Regions from separate parts of the Homo sapiens genome. Here region 1 is linked to region 2. A link is an interaction called in ENCODE POLR2A ChIA-PET data of the cell type or tissue named here. Cell type or tissue: A673. All regions are shown on one strand.

Region 1 (2,500 bases), 58 kb after region 2:
AGGCCGATCACTTGAGGTAAGGAGTTCGAGACCAACCTGGCCAACATGGAGAAACCCTGTCTTTACTAAAAATTCAAAAAGTAGGTGGGCGTGGTGGCGGTGCCTGTAATCCCAGCTACTCAGGAGGCTGAGGCAGGAGAATCGCTTGAACCCAGGAGGCGGAGATTACAGTGAGCCAAGATCATACCACTGCACTCCAGCCTGGGCGACAGAGTGAGACTCCATCTCAAAAAAAAAAAAAAAAAAATTAGCTGGCCATGGTGGTGCCTGCCTGTAGTCCCAGCTACTCCAGAGGCTGAGGCGGGAGGATCACTTGAGAACAGGAATTTTAGGCTTCAATGACCTATGATGGTACCACTACACTTCAGCCTGGGCAACAGAGCAAGACCCTGTGTCTTAAAAAATATGATAAAAATAAACAATAAATAAATAAAAAGAGGATTTATTAAATGAATTCATCCATTATATTTGTGCATCACTCAGCATCTATTAAGCTCCAGGCACTGTGAGGCAGGTGGGTGCCAGTAGACCTGCTTGCACCCTTTCTATGGAAGGTAAGGAAGAATGCTGTTTTCCAATGCAAATGAAAATAATAATAATAATAACTGACTAAGATTTATTAAGAAGCATTTTAAATGTCAAAAAGTGTAAGTGTGGAATAGGCACAGGCTGGCAGCAAGTCAGAAAGCCACTCTGCAAGCAAACAGATTCGTTATAGTACTAATAGATATCATTCCTACCCTCTGTAAACTCTGGGTATATAATGACCTGCAGATTATGTTTGACATTCTCAGTGAGTTTCCTACTTCTTTCAGCATATATTTCATTAAAATCAATCAAGAAAAGAGAAAGTCACAAGTTTTTATCTGGGAAGGACTATATTTGAACTCAGTTCATTTTAACATAGGTAAACCCCTTGGAAGGTTGAAACAGGAAATGAACTGACAACGAGGAGGAAGAGGAGACTTTGAAAACATGGAAAGAAGACTTTGCCAGAAATTTCATCAAGAAAACACAATTCTGTAGAGCTGAAACTGTCTGACAAAGCTGTTTCACATATCCCCGGGGCCTATTTCTTTCCTGATCATCATATTACTTAGCATTGGCCTATTGCTGTTATTAAAAATAATAAACAAAATGATTACAGAGGCAGATGTGTGTTCTTTGAAAAGATGGAGAGATGACATCACTACTTTCTAAATTTCGAACCATTAGATTATGCAGTTCAGAAAATTGCTACATGCCCTTTGAGAATGCTCATCATCTAATTAAAATTTTACCCTTGATCCAAAACAGCTACCTCTTAGTCACCCAACTCTTGGCAACCTGAAGCCTCAATTACCCATAAGCAGAGCTTCACCAAACCCTTCTAAAGAGCCAAAGCCCAATTAACTGACTTAGCTCAATATCCAGTACTGCACTCATTATCAAGTCCCTGATTTGCCAACATACAAAACACTTTACCAGGGGAAAACATTAAATTGCTTTCTGATTTTTAAAAAAATGATATACACATAAAACTATATTCTCATGTCAAGAGACCATATAAATATGGTGAATGGAACTGGGTGAAGTCACAACAGAGGCCCTTTGGATAATACATAGATGAATGGTGTACTAGTCCGTTTTTACGCTGCTGATAAAGACATACCCGAGACTGGGAAGAAAAGGAAATTTAATTTGACTTACAGTTCCACATGGCTGGGGAGGTCTCGTAATCATGGTGGAGGGTGAAGGGCATATCTTACATGGTGGCAGCAAGAGAGAATGAGGGGGAAGCAAAAGCAGAAACGCCTGATAAACCCATGAGATCTCATGAGACTTATTCACTATCATGAGAATAGCACAGTAAAGACCAACCTCCATGATTCAATTACCTCCCTGTGGGTCCCTCCCACAACATGCGGGAATTCTGGGAGATACAATTCAAGTTGAGATTTGGGTGGGGTCACAGCCAAACCATATCAAATGCTCAGACCTCCTAAGTCTCAGATGATTCTGGAAATCACAAATCTCTAAGCTTAAATTATGTGTTTTAGAATCCTTTAATTTCTTTTTTAAAATAATAAAAAGAATATTGTCTTAGTCTATTTGGGCTGTTATAACAAAATGCCATAAGCTGGGTGGCTTATAAGCAACCGGAATTTATGTCTTACAGTTCTGGAGGCTGGAAGTCCAAGATTAAAGTGCTGGCAGATTCCACATTGGTGAGGGCCTGTTTTCTCATTAAGAGGCAGCTGTCTTTTTGCCGCCCTCACAAGGTAGAAGGGGCAAAAGAGCTCTCGGGTCTCTCATTTATTTATTAATTTTTTTTGAGACGGAGTTTCGCTCTTGTTGCCCAGGCTGGAGTACAGTGGTGCAATCTTGGCTCACTAGAACCTCTGCCTTCTGGGTTCAAGCAATTCTCCTGCCTCAGCCTCCTGAGTAGCTGGGATTACAGGCGCCCGTCACCACACCTGGCTAACTTTTTGTATTTTTAGGAGAGATGGGGTTTCTCCAT
Region 2 (2,500 bases):
CCCACTGTTTCAGGAAGCAAACCTAAGGACCAACCCAAAACCCAAGGGTTTTTTTTTTTCTTTTTTTCTTTTCCCTGTGTAATGCTATCATTGAGCTCCACCCAGATTTGACTGTACTTCAAAGACAGGAAAAAAAATTGTCAGAAAAAAAGCAAATTATCTCCTACATGTTTGTTTGCTGGCCCTCAATGGCATTCAGAATTCGGAGGGTCGAGTCATGCATTATGAATGAATGGGTTTCCAATGGTAACTGCCAGCCATGGAACTCAACCCCAGGATTCTCTAATAGAGGACAGAGTGGGGGGAGGGTCGCACGTTCTCCTCTACCCTGGGGCAGCGAGGAAGGAATCCTGCAAATCAAATATTTCATCTCCATGTTTGCACCCAACAGAGAGATGCAGGGGGCAAAATTCTTCTATTTAAAACAAGCCAAGATACACACTAAAATAAAGACTGGTAAAAATACAAATCTAGTCAGATCACATTAGAACTTGATAAGAAAATCTTGCATGATTTTCTCCCCATACTTGTTAATTTGGTGCCTTTGTTTAAGCAAAGAATGGGTCTGCATTTTACAGCTACAGAGGATGCAGCATCACCATGAGAGATGAAGGGAGAAAAAAGAACCGAGAGAGCAGGAGAAATCAGTTATCCACCTGGCACAATACTAAGCAGTCTGAACATTTAGGACCTACCCATTTCTGAAGACAAACAGACTAACCAACGAGGCAAAGAATTAAATCCTCCCAAGTCTGTCGCTGCAGCTACGCGGCAATCCAAAAGAACAACGCACGTTTCTGCTAACACTTCAAGTTGGGAAGCACCATGCAAAGAGACTGGTTAAAATTCCCTACCATGCAGTGCAGCCATCATCAGAAGCCCAGCATATCTTCTGCTCTAAGTAGTGATGTGCCAGTTCATGCACAGAACAGAGGAAGAGAAAAATGGAGGAAATGAGAGAAGGCTGGAAGTCGGCAGGAATGTTTCTGGGTCATTAACAAGTGGAAGACCCCCTTCAGTATTCACACCAATCGGTCTTGATCTTACAGGACATCTTTTTCTCACTGAGCGTCTGTTGAAAAGACTGCAGCAAACCAGGCAAGGGATTATGGGATAGGGATGCAGCAGCGAGCTGCAATGAGATTCGTGGGTGGCTTGCTTTCCCTCTGAGTCAGCAGTCAGCTGTTTCCATGCTCTCGTGCTGGGCCGCTGAGCTCCATCACCAGAAAGTGACTGCAGGATTCACCAGGGGAGAGGCGACCAGTGCAGTCTCCGTGCAACGCAGCCGGGGCAGGTACAGGGAGTGCTACAAATCAGACGAAGGGAGTGCTGGGACGCAAACGGTGAACGCAGTGAGAATAGATTCTAGGAAGAAACTGGGCATATGGTACCTCAATATGAAAAGTTCACATTTAGAGAAGAGCTTTGCGTGAGTGTGAGAGCACACACTTGCTCGTTAGAAAGAGAGACGACTGATTTCCTTAGATGTCTCAAGTAGCTTTAAACACATATCATAATTTTTTTAAATGCAAAAAACAAACAAACAAACAAACAGTCCAGTTCCACAAGCCCCTACTACTTTTCCTCTCTTGGTATTTACCCCAGGGCAGGGTCTATAAAGTACGGTTCCACAAAGTCAAATCATGCAATGACATTTCTTTGCTTTTTGTGGTTCTAATGATTCAGAGAAAAATCATATGGTACATATTTTGATTCGGGGATAACCAGACCTTGTTCTTCTTCTGATCATGAAGTTTTCAGTTAAAAGTTGAGAAACTTGACAAATAACATAACTTAATTTCCTGCCAAGTCATTAAACTTAGTTGTAAAAGGTATAAATAATGTAAAAATGATCAGCAAGTAGCCATATGATAGTGATTAGGTCTCCATATTACAAATAATAATTTAGAATAAAAAATCTTACATATCAGAGTAGAATTCACAACCGTTCCTTTTTCTACAACAATAAACGCAGGGAACAGTATTGCATCCTATTCCTTGGTTAGTTATTAGTTTCAAAGGGATTGCTAATAATGTTTATTTTAAAAAACTGGGCATCTGCATATTTGATTACATTAATATTTATCACATTCTTTCCACGCAGTCAAGCATTACAGTGAGCCCTTGAAGGGGCCTCAGCTCTGCAGAGCAGTGGTGATTACCTTTGGTGGTAGTAGGAGGAGGGGGATCACAGAGAATACAGCAAAATTGACAGACCCCAGAAATGCACATACATGCCAACTTTGGCGTGCCATTTTAGGTGATACACAGTTCTCAAAATCCCAGTTAACACCCTATTTTAGAAGTTTTGTGGATTTTTTTAAAGCTTCATTGAATTGTAATTCACATACCATATAATTCACCCATTTAAAGTGTACAATTTAATGGCTTTTAGTATATTCATAGATGTGGGCAACTATTACCACAGCCAATTTTGGAACATTTTCATCATCTCAGACAAACAAACAAACAAACACCCAACCCATACCCTTTAGCTATC

Evidence for each region. ChIA-PET counts read pairs that join two places held together with the same protein. Peaks named below come from ENCODE experiments on the same cell type or tissue, not always from the same donor. Only the 100,000 strongest peaks of a DNase experiment are listed, where the experiment ranks them.
Region 1: POLR2A ChIA-PET joins it to region 2 with 6 read pairs; 9 of 35 experiments call an interaction of 5 or more read pairs at or near these places.

What each region holds. Positions count from the first base shown.
Region 1 is chr4:153,197,688-153,200,187 of GRCh38, reverse strand. It overlaps a transcript of TRIM2 not described here. Among named protein-coding and RNA genes, the nearest start is that of TRIM2, 5.5 kb to the left of the region's middle. In A673, no CTCF peak of the experiment used is centred here; no DNase peak of the experiment used is centred here.
Region 2 is chr4:153,255,962-153,258,461 of GRCh38, reverse strand. All of the region lies in intron 1 of TRIM2 (tripartite motif containing 2), which reads right to left. Among named protein-coding and RNA genes, the nearest start is that of TRIM2, 53 kb to the right of the region's middle. RefSeq lists an enhancer at 588-1,233. In A673, no CTCF peak of the experiment used is centred here; DNase peaks (open chromatin) are centred at 250 and 1,151; H3K4me3 peaks cover 1,460 bases; H3K27ac peaks cover 1,816 bases.